Linked DNA regions of Mus musculus: all the other regions are linked to region 1. The links are chromatin loops, found by intact Hi-C in ENCODE. Cell type or tissue: heart. All regions are shown on one strand.

What was found. Peaks named below come from ENCODE experiments on the same cell type or tissue, not always from the same donor. Only the 100,000 strongest peaks of a DNase experiment are listed, where the experiment ranks them.
Region 2: a loop joins it to region 1, with 9 times the contacts of the local background. A loop is called at or near these places in 23 of 42 quality-filtered maps.
Region 3: it touches region 1 in a loop (2.8-fold over the local background); 10 of 42 quality-filtered maps call a loop at or near these places.

What each region holds. Positions count from the first base shown.
Region 1 is chr6:145,790,829-145,795,828 of GRCm38, forward strand. All of the region lies in intron 1 of Rassf8 (Ras association (RalGDS/AF-6) domain family (N-terminal) member 8), which reads left to right. Among named protein-coding and RNA genes, the nearest start is that of Gm15704, 45 kb to the left of the region's middle. In heart, CTCF peaks have their summits at 2,650 (motif pointing left) and 4,047; a DNase peak (open chromatin) is centred at 2,573; H3K27ac peaks cover 1,116 bases.
Region 2 is chr6:145,357,578-145,362,577 of GRCm38, forward strand. No RefSeq gene overlaps it. Among named protein-coding and RNA genes, the nearest start is that of Gm38926, 12 kb to the left of the region's middle. In heart, a CTCF peak has its summit at 2,659 (motif pointing right); no DNase peak of the experiment used is centred here; H3K27ac peaks cover 1,042 bases; H3K27me3 peaks cover 960 bases.
Region 3 is chr6:145,663,152-145,668,151 of GRCm38, forward strand. No RefSeq gene overlaps it. Among named protein-coding and RNA genes, the nearest start is that of Tuba3b, 50 kb to the left of the region's middle. In heart, a CTCF peak has its summit at 2,815 (motif pointing left); no DNase peak of the experiment used is centred here; H3K27ac peaks cover 417 bases.

The DNA.
Region 1 (5,000 bases):
AAACAAAACCAGAAGAAACTACCTATAATTAAAAAAAAAAAAAAGCAAGCAAGGCAGTGGTGGCCCACACCTTTAATCCCAGCACTTGGGAGGCAGAGGCAGGTGGATTTCTGAGTTCTAGGCCAGCCTGGTCTACAGAGTGAGTTCCAGGACAGCCAGGACTACACAGAGAAACCCTGTCTTGAAAAACAAAAAACAAACAAACAAACAAAAAACAAGAGCAGACACTATGATACAACGATAAACTAATGAAAACCATCATCACCACTGATACCCACATAGAAGTGACTCAGCCACTTTGAAAACCAGTCTGACAGTTCCTCAGTGTGGGAGTGTAAGGCCCTGCGGTGCTCCTGACTGTGTGTCCAAGTGCAGCACACAGTCCCATGTAAAACTGCACAGAGGTGCTCCTGACAGCCACACAGTGCCAGCGTGGAACACTTAGTGGTGAATGGCAACAGGTTTTCTATGTGTCGTAGCACAGATGAACATGGCAAGTGTTGTGCTAAGTCACAGAAGCTGGTCACGGAAAGCACATGCTGCTAGATCCGTTTCCATCCGGATGGCCCTTATGACACAGGAGGCAGTGCAGCACTGTGAGCCATTATTGCTAAGACGGAGATAAATTACAACATAAAGAGGTTGAGCCATGAATCAAGTTGTATGTTTTAAAATGTTTCAGCCCCTGCTTCACCCCACTGCCCCCAAATTCAGCAGGTTATGGCTATTTTCATCTTCGCAAAGCCTCGTCTAGGGCTGTCATGGCAAGTGGCAAGAGGGCACTCATAGGTTTGAGGCTTTGGGGACCAGGGAATGAGGACAGTCCCAAACTGATTGTGGTAATTGTTACACAATCAACTTATGCTGATTAAATGAAATGTTAGTGAACCTGAGGAACAAACTAGATAATGCGGACAATTCACTGCGCTACACTTTAAGCAAGAAAGACTGAAGGGCTGCAGGCCCCCGAGGAGGATCCTGGGACACGAACAAACATCGGTTATGTTTTTAGGATTCACAGCTTAAGCCCACTTAAATGACTAACTTGCCAGTTAGGAGTTCAGACCTTCACAGATAAGAGGCTGCTGCTGAGGGTTCTGACGGCCTTGGAGCAGAGAACTTCCTGGAAATCAGATTTATAAGCCATTAATCATTAGTATAAATCTAACTTTTATCAAGGACCTATTGTACATCAATTAAGGTTTATCAGCCACATCCCTATCAGCGACCACATCCCTAGTAGTGGAAGCCACCAGAAGGAAGGACAGAGGCAAGTAGACCTGGCGATTCTGTAGACATGCTTAACCCTTGAGGGAGCATCCTCAAGTGGAGGCTGGGGAGGACCAGACAGATGGGAGAAGGCATAGGAGGAGGGATGAGCAGTCAGGACAGGAGAGCACAGAGGAGAGGCCAGAACATTGATGCTGTGGGGTCATCCCAAGAGGAAGATACTTCAGGAAACGTGAGGGAAGGGCACACAGGAGGCACAGCCTGCAGCACACAGTTCTTGGTGACACTGTCAGCTGTGTTATCTGAGGAGAGATGGAGATAAATTATGAGGCAGAACTGTCAATGGGAATTGTGTGTTTAAAGTGTTCGTGCTGCACTCTGCTCCATTCCCCAAGTCAGCAATGATTTTATTTCCTCAAAGCCTCTCCTACTTTCTGGATGTTTTCAGTGAACATACTTTACTTTTGCAGTAGAGGAAGTTGTTTTAGGAATCCAAGGTTACACTGATGTGCAATACCCTTGTCAATGTCCCGGATACAATACTCCAAACAGGGCTTCATGAAGAAACGGCTCGCTCTCTATCACACTCCTTCTTTATGTTTTTGTGGTGAAACAAGGAACTGTTGTCAGGGTTAAACCCCTTGCTAACCAAGGCGTCTTTCCTGAATTGTTCCTTGTCATCGAGAAGCACTGTAGATCGTCCTTGAGCTTCCTGCTTGCAGCCAGATCTAGGCCTCCCCTGAAACAGTGCAGTAGACTTGTCTCACCCTTCGTAAGATGGGTGGGATATTTGGCTGAAGGCGCAGTGATAGACTAAGCTGGCTTTTGTTTTGCTTTGGTTTGGTTTTGAGATGGGGTTTAGCTATTCAACTCAGGCTGCTTTCAGAAATGTGAATTGTCTCAGCTTACATCCCACACTCCTGTGCTCTGAATCACACCACCAGTGCCCACCAGTGCCCACCAGTGCCCACCAGTGCCCACCAGTGCAGGCTCTTCCTTCTATTTGGTTTCATATATGTGGAGCCCTGAAGCAGCCCTGGCTACTTTACACTTCTATGAAGCAATATTAAACATCACTGCAGTCTTTAGCTGAGGAATGCCTGGGAGTGGCCATATTTATACAGTAAGAACTCTGGATAGCCCTTCCAACTCTGCCTTACATCTTACTAGCTTGGCAGCTATTCCACAGATCTCTATTGCCAGGAAAGTATTCCACAGCCTCTCCTCTGCCCTCAGTGATGGACTTAAGTCTGTTAGTCTCTGGTGCTGGTTCCTGTCTTCTGCTCTCTGCTGCCTGCGGTAAGGGGTGGGGAGATCTACCCTCACATCTTTCATTCCTCTAACCAGCGGCTGGGAGAGCCTTGCCAGTGTTGTCTTGCATCTTTCTAATAGGGAAGAGTGACCTCTGGTGGCTAAAACCATAAGCCCCAAAGTAACAAAAAAGCTCAGGTCACCTCTGCTTAATGTCCCCTCACTTCAGACTGTGTCAGGCACACATTCCACATCCGTGAATGTCTCTGGCTACATGTTTACCGGCTGTATCTCTTGTTACTACCACACATGCCCTGCATGCATAGTCAGCCTTAACTCCAGACCCCAGGTAGTATTCAGCTGGCACTCCTGTTTAGTGATAAATCCTTAAACCTCAATAACTTAACATGTTTGTTGGTTTGTTTGTTTTACCTGTTGACTAGAGAGCTACACTGTCTGATTCATACTCTAGCTGCAGCCTGTCTGCCCCAGCTGTCTGGCAGGTACCGGGCGGCATCCTCAGCTTGGTTGGTGTGCCATTAATGCAGCCTGGTTGTCTGGCAGTTGTGGGCTCACATCAGTCTTTCAATGTCTAATTTCTTGTGGCTCACTTTTTAAATGAGCGGTGTTAGTAACTTACAAGGAGGCCCAGACTGCTGAAAACAGAGATGAAAATAAATTCAAGTAGCAACAAAGTAAAGGGCAGCATTGCCTGTGGGTTACAGATTATCCTATAGAATGTGTGAATGGCTCATCCTTTTGTGAGAATGAAGGTCAGTGGTATGGGTGGTTTATACTTAATGTTAAAATCATTCTTAGTTTTTCCCTGTGATTAAAAGATTGTCTTATTCAAAAGATGAGAAAAACATCTTTGATTAAAAGCCATGGGGTCTAAGACATTTCTGTGGAAATATATATCCACATTGTTTCCATTTCACAGTCCTAGAGGGGGACTCAGGGCCCACATGCTTACACTTTATTTCTGTTTTAAGAAAGCTCTAGCAGGGTTCAGGAACTGGCTTTTAAAATTTACCTGTCTAGGTAAGATACAGCATTGGGTGTTTTTCACACACAGATTGTCTGTGCAGACTGCAACTCTCATGGAACAGTACTGACCCCATCGCAAAATTCCAGGCTGTCATTGAGAAACAGAAACTCCCATGGTAGCTGCTTGCAATAGAAAAGCATCATTTGAGTGAGAAATATTTCTTTTAAAAGCTAGTGGTGATTCTGAATTTGAATTTTCTCTAAAATTCAGTTCCAGTAGGTAAGTAGCTCTGGAGTTGAGCCTGGAACAAAACCTCAAGAATGCATTTCCTCCTCATGAAGCATGGGTGGTTATCAGGATCAGCTGTGTATTATAAAATACAACCCATAATACCACAAAAAGGTGGTCATCCCAGATGCCAGGACATACTTACTATGTTACTGGACCATTAGCCACTCCTCTGATACCTAAGACATAGTAACTTCCTAAGTGTGTTTTCAGTATTTTAATAGTGTTTTGTAGAAATACAGTATTTCAGTGCCCTTTTGTAACCTAAAGAGAGAGACTGCAGTTTCCAGTGCCGCCAGAAGGGGCGCCAGTCTTCTGCTACTGGAGTTAGAGGCAGTGTGAGACACAGCGCATGGGTGCTGGGAACCAAAGGATTCTCTGAAGAGCAGCAAGTACCCTTAACCATGGAGCCATGTCTCCAGCTCCTACGAGTGTCTGTATTAAGGTTCAGTGCTACAGAAGTGATCTGTAAGGTGCCAGGATGAGAGAGCGGCAGTGTCAGATACATTGCAGAGGCAACAGCAGCTATAGTTATGTACAGGTAATGCAATTTAGAACCTTGTTGTTGCCAGGAAGGATGGTCAGAGGTGTTGTAAACTAAAAGACAGCCTGCAGGTGCCTACCCAGTGGGAATGAGAGGTCAGATCTGGGAAAACTTCAGTAAGTACAGAGTACTTCACTTCAGCAGCAGCCGCAAGCCTGCGTTCAAAAGGTTTCCGACTTCTTGAAGCATTCTTACTCAGCAATGTCGAGAAACCCTGGGCATGTGCTTTGGGACCTTCACCTGCCTTACGTGCCTTCCTCTATTATGGGCCTCGTGTGTGTAATCACATGCAAGTGGTTTTTAGTGAGACATCTTTCTGTGTTTAATTTAAATACCTTGCTCCTGTGTGAGCAGCCTTGGGAAATTTGTGATGGAGCCTTCTCATGTCATGGGAAAAGAGTGACCAATAGTTTTAGGATACTTGGACATTTTATATGTGGAAACCGTCTAGATGAAGTTTCCACTCCATTGCTTCTTTGCAGTGCCCTTCTTCTGACACAATATCTGGCTCTATCAGTCTCAGCATCCCTTGTGATGGTGTGCTCATTGTCATGTGCTGACTTCTAAAGTCTTTCAGGAAGTTTGATACTGTGTATGTTATCTTTTTCATAAAAGAAAGTAGGAGAAATTTGGGTTATTAATGTACCTGAGGGCTATTAAGTCTGCATCACATACATTTATAGAAGATTGTTGAAAATC
Region 2 (5,000 bases), 430 kb before region 1:
AAAAAATATTTTTAAACATACAACCACACAAGCACATACACAGCCGTGCGTGGTTCAGAACACAGGCCCACCACTGTTTATGAAGCAGACTACCTATTTTTAAGAATATTTTTGGACACCATGCTATACGATAGCAAAAGTCTGGTCTGCATTTCTTCTGGCAGCTTGCCTTCTTCTGGGGGAGGCATATTTGGAAATGGATTCTGGTTTTTGATTCTTACATTTTGAGAGTAGTCCTGGTATTAAGGAAATAATATGGCTATTTCCCATTTCTGCCATATCATCAGGGTGTTTGGTGGAAGTCTCTGTCATATTTTCCAGTCTGTCTGGGAGCATACAATATTCACAATTCATTTTGTTGAAGAGGAGATTCTGTTTAATGCCAATAAATATGCATGACTGTTTGGAGAGAGGAGTGTCAAGATGTGAGAGCAGATAGAACTCTGGAGACAATTCAGGACGGTGGCATGTGGGTGCCATGTCCCCGACCTCATCTACACACATGTCAAGGCTGAGAAGGAGCCTGGACGCCGTCTCTTTGAAAATCCATCACCGCAACATTTTCAAAGGCAGATTAGAAACAGATGGAAAAAACAGTTTATTTTATTTGGAAAATCGGATTCCCTTCTGGGAGACCTAGGGCAACAAACATCAGGATCTGGCTCTGCTCACATTTCCTGGCTCACTCTGAGACTGGAATATACGGTTAAGGATGGTTCAAGAAAATATGTGTGTGTGTGTGTAAAGAGAGAGAGACAGACAGGCCGACAGAGACAGACACACACAGACAGCAACAGAGAGACAGACAGGCACACGCACACATACACACACACACACACACAAACACACACACACACACAAACACACACACACACAGAGAGACAGAGAGAGAGAGAGAGAGACAGACAGACAGAGAGAAAGAGACAGACAGACAGACTGACAGAGACAGACAGCGACAGAGAGACAGACAGGCACACACATACATACACACACACACACACACACACAGAGACAGAGCGAGAGACAGACAGACAGACAGACCGACAGAGACAGACAGACAGCGACAGAGAGACAGACAGGCACACACACACACACACAGAGAGAGAGAGAGAGAGAGAGAGAGAGGGAGAGAGAGAGGGAGAGAGAGAGAGAGAACCACCTGGAGTCAGAAGGCATGGGATTCTCTGGATTAGGAGTTACAGGCAGTTGTGAGCCACACAAAGTTGGTGCCAGGAACCAAACTCAGGTCCCCTGGAAGAGCAGCGACCAGTCTTAATGGCGGAACCATCTTTTCAGCCCTAGACCTTTTCTGATCTGGTCACACCATGGTGAGCAAACAAGAAACATGATTCTTGTGTCCCTCTAATCAGGACTTTGGGCTGTAGCTAATGCCTTCCGTGGTTTAGACCTAACTTAGGATCTTGTGATTCATTTAACTGTCATGTCTCTCGAGTCTCCCCTCCTGTGGTTCAACTCTAGCCTTCCTTTCTCTTTGATGACCTTGGCATTTTGGAAAGGACAAGCCAATTATTTTGCAGACTCTCTTTCACTTCGTGTCAGAAGTTTCCTCATGGTTAGATTCAGTTTATGTGTTTTGGCAAAAATGCCTCATAAAGAATGCGTTCTTCTTAGGGTATCGGTCTAGAATGTGAGTGGAACCTGTCTGTCCAAGCACTAAGGACATTCTCTTTGATTGCTAGACGGTGTGTTGCTTAATAACTTTTGCTCCTATAAAGTACAATTTTCAGGAGTTTCTTTAGGGCCAGGGCTTGAAGATGATTCTAGACCAAGGATGTCCCCCTGTAGTGAAAGAGTGTCCAATTCTGTCCAACATGACAGCCAGTGAGTGACACGTTTTGGGCACTTATGACAAAGGGTGCTATTGAAGACATCAAAGGGGGTACAGTCGGAATGTCAGAATGCTCATAAAACAGCCTGTATGTACCAACATCTCCTAAAACAGACAAGTACTGTGCTTTGGATCTTTGGACCAGGGGCTTAGGGCAGAGAACCATGTTCAGAGCTGAAGCCTCAGAGCTCATGGCCCAGCGGTTGCCTGGCGTTAGAGTGGCGCCCGGGAAGCCACCTCCCATCTTTATTTCAGAAGTAGCTGCTCTAGAAGCTCTAGGCAGAGCCAGGGTTAGCGCGACTTCATTCTGTAACCCGGGCTGTAGCCTGTTGTGATGACTGCTTTTTGCGGGGGTGGGGGTCGGGGGAGGGGAGCGTCTGAATCATTCTAAGAAAATGGGGCTTGGTTTGTTCGATGAGTTGGGGCCAGGTGAGATCCTGCAAGAACACTGTGTTGTTCTTGGAAGTGATTAAGGTTGAAGCACAAGTTCGGGGAGAACGATTGTATCCCTCATAAAAGTGGATTCTGTTCGTTTTAAGGTACACAATAGAAGCTGTGGCCCAGACTCGCCCCAAAGGCAGCCTCGAGGGCATTTACACGCACAGATGGGCATGCACTCAGGAGAGCCACTAAGGAAAGCTGACGTTGAAACGCCCACGTCTTAAGCTATCTGCTGTGAACCTCTGCAAAGATTCATTTTTTTTCTTGCCAAATATAGCATTCAGTTACCAAGTGGAATTGTAAAAGTTTACGTTTTCATGAAAATTCCGGTAATGTTTTTTCCCTCCTCCACCAACGTCTTCTCAGTTCACCACTAGAGGGCACTGTTGGCAGTGAGATCAACAGGAAGGAAGCAGAAAATTGTCTAGTGTTTCTTTGTTGTGTGTGTTTTAAATAACTTTAAATTACTTCCTTTCCGTCAGTAAATAAAAACGGAAATTTAAAAGCTACTCTACTTACAGTTTATATGGACTTGTGTTTCCACTCACCTCAGATACATACAAACCTTGAGTGTACTCCATTAACAAAATAAATAAATCATTGTAAAATGTAGTTCCAATTTCTCCCAAATGCTTCCTTTCCCCAGGCACCTCGCACACTCCTGTACATCCTGTTTGGAATGTTTCCCGCACTTGGAAACGCCTTAGTTGGTTTTTTTTTTTTGTTTGTTTGTTTGTTTTGTTTTGTTTTGTTTTAATTTCTGAGCCGGTTAAACAATTTTACTTTCCCAATCACACTTTCCTGTCATTTGCTTCCAGACCCCAGAGCAGCGAGGGATCTTTCTGGTATCTAGCTTAAGCTATTTATTTCCCGTGTACCATATATACATATTCTGCACGCACACACATGCACAGGAAAGCACATTCCATGTCTCCATTTAGAGGTTACAGAGGTGGCAAGCGTGTCTGCATTCTGAGGGCGCATCCAAAGCTGCTGTCTAGCCATAAGCTTCATGCTTTTGAGGAAAACCTCAACGATGACTCCAGGGGCAATCTCTGCCTCCTTTCAGTGAATGCTGGGCCGTGTCACCATCCTTCAGGCTCACACATTAGCCCCGTAGCAGGCTCTAACACAGGCTCACACAGGTTCTGCTTGGATTTAGTTCTAGGAATTGGCCTGAGGACTGGAGGGAGACTGCTGGTTGGTCTATCGGCCACAGGTAGGGAACGACTTCTGTAGAATCTTCCAGAACAGTGGAAGTGCTGGTGCTTACTAGATTTCCTACGTTACTTTCTGTTACTGCGATAGCACCCTGACTAAGTCAACCTGAGGCTGGAGCTGAAGCGGAGGCCATGCAGGAGCGCTGCCACTGGCTGCTCACTGGCTCACATTCAGCTACCTTTCTGACCTGGATGGACTGCCTGCCTAGAGATGGTGCCGCCCACAGTGGGCGGGGCCTTCCTCCAACAACTAGCAATCAAGAAAATGCCCTGCAAACACTCCCACAGGCCAATCTGATGGAGGCGATTTCTCAACTGAAGCTCCCTTCCCCCAGCCTCTCTAAGTTTGTGTCAGGTTGGCAGGTGAAGCTATGACATTAGGTAGGGACACAGAAGCCACAGGAAACTGCAGAGTCAGCATCCATCCAGGCCCCCTCCCCCAATCAGGGCTGTCATTGTCCCTCACACTTGCTCTGCAGCAAACTCACATGGCCCTGGAGTTCTGAGTCCCTTAGATCTCGTGCCCGACTCACAACTCCTCTCGCTGCCTTTCCACTACAGGCAAAATGAGCGCCCTGTGAGTGAGCAGTGGTGTCGTCTGGAACTCCAGCTTTGCAATACACCGCAACAACAGCTCACCACTCACGGTGGTTCAGGGCAAAACTTAGCAGCGGCTGCTTCTGCTACCCCAGGGCATCTTTTCCTGTATGCCCGGATTGCCATCTCTGCCACCACAATCTCCTCCAGTGGATTACTTTCTCAAGTTGCTACTGGACCTGCAACTGTAAAGTCCAAGTTGCCAAGGCCTTCCAGGACTTAGCTGCAGCCTATCTAGTAACCAGGATGCCATTAGCTTCCCCTACACGATGGCACTGGAGCCAATCCCAAGTCTCCACGAGGCTGTGTGTTCCTCCAACCACCTGTTAGCCAGATCCCTCCTCTCAGCTGAGGATGGCAAGATGGCATTAAATAGGCTAATATTTGTATGAGAGTAAGCCATCACTGTAAGAAACGAGGGTCAATGAATATTTTGGGCCAAAGGTAAAACTGTTTTAAACATCACGGACCACGTGTGTACCGCCCACCCAGCATTTAAAAACTCAAAGTGAAGCTGAGTTCATGCGGTCGGCCGCAGACTAGATTTCGTTCCTGTGAGCTTTAGTTTGTCAGCCTTTGAATGAGAGGTAAGAGGGGAGATCTGTGGGAGGCTGGAAAAAGCTCCAGAGTCCACCCGGGCTTGAATACACGAGGGACAGAGCGAGGGAAGTTTCTGGAAGCATGCTTGATCATCTGTGAAGGCCTGAGGAAGGCTGTCAGGGAGTGCTCGAGCCCAGACCAGCTGTCGTTTTGACAGCTCTGGAGAACAGGATTGTGATCCTTTCGAATAAATACGTGTCCACCTTCCTTCATCAGAGCAGGGCTTCGAATGTTTTCTGTTCATGACCCTTTCTTGTCTGAGAAACTTTTGCTACCCTGTGTGTATAAGCAGA
Region 3 (5,000 bases), 130 kb before region 1:
GAGTGGGTGAAATTCACTCCTTAAGGTAATGTATGTAAATGTGCGTGATGAATTGATGGCTCTAATTTAAGGTATGGCTGGGGCTGGGTGAAAGCGGTTTCATTGTCATGGTGTTGTGGTGCTTTTAAGGAGCCAACAGTGAAAGCCATTACTTGTCTTTAGTATTTGTGTACCAACATATTTAATATTTGATTATAAAGACGTTAGGTGATTGGCTCAGCGGTTAAGACTGTGTCATGTTCTTCCAGAGGACCCAGGTTCTACCCCCAGTACCCAGGTCAGGTAGCCTCTAACTCCCAATCCAGGAGATCCAAGACCTCTGGTCTCTAAGGGCAGCTGCACTCAGGTGAGTGAGCACACAGAGAGAGAGAGAGAGAGAGAGAGACAGACAGACAGACAGACAGACAGACAGACAGACAGACAGACAGGCAGACAGAGAGACTTTTTAAATGAGGCAAATCTTGAGCTGGGCCTGTGGCTCATGCCTTTACTCAACACTCAGGAAGCAGAGGCAAGAGGATCTCTGCAAGTTCCAGGCCAGCCATGACTACATAGTGAGGCCTTTGTCTCAAAAAACAAAAATGGGGTAACATGATCTACCAAATACAGAAAAGGTTTAACTTCTCATAGGAGAAAAAAACTTAGCAGAACTCTTTGTATGTGAAATTTAACAGGAGTGACCAGAAGGCCACCCCAGCTTTAATCTCGTCCACAGTTCAATGGGGACTAAGGATGGATTGCTGCTGAGAGCAACCGTGTTCTCTTGGAATATCTCTGTGAACAAACAGCCACAGGGTAATGGGGGGGGCAGGCTTTGATTTTCCAGCCATGCTTGGATCTGAGCTTTAGAAGGATCCCCCACATGTCGCAAACTGTGAGTGTGATATCAGGGGAACTGACCCATATAGTATGGCATAAAAATTACACCCCATGTTACAAACTAGACAGACTCTGGGGCTGGTGAGCAGCAGCCAGTGTGTCCTGGGATCCCATGTGTAGTGTGGGGGCGGGGAGAGGAGGAAGAAGGAGAGGAAGAAGAGGAAGAAGAGAAAGAACAGGCAACACTGTGGGCAGAGCCTGAACTCCGTGTGGCCAACTTCAGACTTTATAAGACGAGCAGTGAATGCAGCCTGCATGTCTGCATCTGCTTCCCTTGCCTGGAGCCTGGAGTTAATCAGATGGACTGCATTTATCTTGCAGGGTTATTGAGTTCCAGACACATAATTAACAGATTGGTGCTGAGTAAGGAGAAGAGGAGACCCCAGAGGACAGAGCTGGGAAAGCCAGTGCAGGGGGCAGGGCAGGCAAAGAAACAAATTGCCCCTGGAGCACCTTGAAGTCACCCATGCTGCCACAGCAGTCGGCTGGCACATGCTCACAACCACACGGATGGGCCACATGTCAGCTGACTTTCAAGATCTGGCCATGTGGCAATGGACAAGACGCCACTGAACTGATATCAAGACACGTCAGCAAGTTTTAATCATAAAGAAAAAGCAAAATAAAATGACCATGATTTGAAGATGTTTTCCCTAAATTGCCTGGTCTGGCTCTCTTTCACTCGGAAGAATTCTGTTTAAATATCTCAATCTGCAACGGGCCCTTAACTTCAAGAATCTGGAAAGTGGGCTGGAGAGATGGCTCAGTGGTTAAGAGCACTGACTGTTCTTCTAGAGGTCCTGAGTTCAATTCCCAGCAACCACGTGGTGACTTGCAACCATCTGTCATGGGATCAGATGCTTTCTTCTGGTGTGTCTGAAGAGAGCAACAGTGTACTCACATAAAATAAATAAGTAAGCCTTTTTTAAAAAAATAATCTGGAAAGAAGTAAGGTCATTTTCACAATTTGTTTGATGAAACTGTAGCATCTCCCGGTCTTTACCTCAAAATATTAGACACCATTGGGCCGAGGAGATGATGGAGAGAGTGCTTCACAGTCAGTGTGGGGGCCTGAGTTTGGATACCCAGAATCCTAAAAGCTTGGCAAACAGAGCAGCCTGTGGTCCCAGCAGCCAGGAGGCAAAGACAGAGAACCTTGGGGAAGCTGCCTACCTAGACGAGCCGAAACAGAAACAGTAAGCTACGGGGTCAGCAAGAGCCACTGAGAAAAGAAAAGTGCACCATGCATACACACACGTGCACACACCAGATGCATGAGCACACAAAAAGATAAAACACCAGCCTGTGCAGTGCCTGGTCCTAACGCCTGCTGGGGTCCTGCTTTCCAGCCAGTTATCTCCCTGAAGGAGTTATTTCTGGGAAGAAGAAAAAAAAAAAATCCCAGATCAGCAAATTAAATTCTTGATGTGAAAAATATCCACTATCATGAGAAGTTAGAGTTCTTCATAAGACATCACATCTACAGTGTTCAGATTGGAGACAAGAGAATCAAATCTGACTTCCCACCTTCCCACTCCAGTGGCAAAGGCGGCTTCCTGTCACCTCTTCCCTCAGAGTCGACGGGTTTTCTTGTACTCAGCCGACTGCCCACTATGGTCACCCTGGAAGCAAGTAAAACATTCTGGCATCTGACTCTCATGAAAAGATAATAAGTCAACTGAGGCCATGTGCTGCCCCACCTGCCAGACAAGGTTCTTCCGCTGACCCAGCCTCAAAGCACTTTGGTTAGAAAGTACTTGGGTACATTTTACAAAAATAGAAACATTCCCTCTTGATTTTCAGCAGTTTAAAAACAATCAAGTATAGAAGTGGAGAGACCACTCTGAGGTTACACTGACTTGAACCCTGGCTCAGGTCCCTGCGACTGTGTGGCTGCTCATGATCATGGTAACTCCAGCCTCAGGGGATTCAGCGCCCTCTACTGGCCTCCTCAGCTACCTGCCATTCATGCCGCACATACACACAGGAAGACATACATACTCTCATGCATGTAAATAAGAATATTTTTAATCTGCATGACTAAATTAAAATTTCAGCCACAACTGACAACCATGTTGTCTCTTGTTGAAAACATTGTAGAGCATGGGGAGGTGAGAGGACAGGGGAGGGAAGCTGTCCCAGCGGGATTGTTCAGTAAGCCTTAGGTATCTATCCATCAGTATGATATAGATAATGCTAGATGTTCTGCCTACACTGGTGGGTGACAGGAGATGTCAGTGTAAGTGGTTTAATCAAGACTTGTGCTCGGTGTCATAATATGGCTGGAGGGGCCCCTTCCCTGTTACCCTTCCTGAAGGTTTTCTAGAAGTTTTTACTTTCCCGTTTGCCTTTGGTTGTTTATTTTAGTCAATATCATTGCATAGTGCAGTTTCTTTTTGTTTGTCTTCTTCAAAGTTTTGCATTTATCATGTCCTTAGCTCCGGGAGGAGGGCATGCGTGCCACGGCATGTAAGTGGAGATCATGGGATTAGAACGGAGCGTCAAGCTTTGAGAGCAAGAACCTTCACCCACAAAGCCACCTCACCAGCCTTGTCTTGTTTTTGTTTTACTTTGCTTGTTTCTGAGATAAGGCTCTTACCATGTAACTCTGGCTGACCTTGAACTTGTCATGGCCTCAGACTCACAGCAATCCACCTGCCTCAGCCTCCCAAGCTCAGCTCATAGGCACATGCCACAACCCTGGCTCAATATTTCTAAATTAAAGCAGTGAGCACTCCCTGTTACACTGGGTCCCTGTCATCATGCCTTTTCTCAGAGGTGATGGCTGTCATGGGTTCTTGCAGGCATTCCTGGTTCTCATACAGACATTTTAGTGACTATGAAAACAGACAACCACACACTTTCTTGTTTCAGTTTTACCAAGGTGCACCCTGCTGGGTATCCAGTTTTTCAATCCGTTTTCATCCAGCGAGTAGGTCACACCCGTTCAGCTGGCAGGCTCCAGCAGATGCCCAGCTGAGAACCCGTTGCTGCAGACGCTTGAGCCGAGGGCTCTTTGGGCACATAGCGGAAGAGCCACTAATTTTGCTCCGTGGCAAGTTCAACACCAAACATGTCTGTTGTCTCCATCCTGTTGTAGGCTGGCTGGTGTATGCCTGTGGCTTTCTTTCGAGGTATATCTTCCCGCTGGGTAGAATGTTACACCCTCCCTCCTGTTGAGATTCAATTATTAATTATTGATTTGGTGCACATACAGGATAAGCTGTCTTATAGTGATGTACCCACCGAGGCTTGCCACATTACCTCAGATTGTGTGTATGCAAGTGCAGGGGAATTCATTTGTATTTACTTCCAGTGTGGTTTTGCAGGTATTGGTGTTTGTCTTAGTTAGGGTTTTCATTGCTCTGAAGAGACACCATGATAAGCTAACTCTTATAAAGGAAACGATTCAATTGGGGCTAGCTTACAGTTTTAGAGGTTCACTCCATTATCATCATGGCAGGAAGCTTGGCAGTGTACAGGCAGACACGGTGCAGGAATAGGAGCTGAGAGTTCTACATCTTGAGCAGCAGGCAGCCAGAAGGAGACTGTCTTCTGCACTGGATGGGGTCTGAGCATAGGAGATTTCAACGTGTGTCACCTACACAGTGACATACTTCTTCCATCAAGGCCACACCTCCTGAGTGCCACTCCCTATGGGCTTTCAATCACGTGAGTCAGTCAGTGGGGGCCAAACCTGTTCTAACCACCACTGTTCACGAGAGTCACTGAGAACCACTTTCAGAGTTCTTCTCCACTGTGCCTTGGAAGCATCAACATCATGACCTCATCTGGAATTCCTGCTGCTTCCTCCACAGTCTTATTTGAGTGGTCAGCTGACCTCGGGGGGAAATCACATTTTCTCCTCCCAGATCCATGGAGCCTAGCCAGGCTCCAAACCTTCCAGAAGCTGCTCTGTCAATCAAACATCCCATGAACCCCCAATAACAAAGAAACAATGAAAACATGATTAACACCCTACCACATGCCTGTCTAAGAACCCACAGCCTCTGGAGATGTTCCCCTAACATTTTGTATCTTTCTGTTGTTCACAAACAATTTGCCAGTTTCCCAGCTTTATTAACCAATTAATCCAACAAGTATTTCTTTGGTACCCAGAA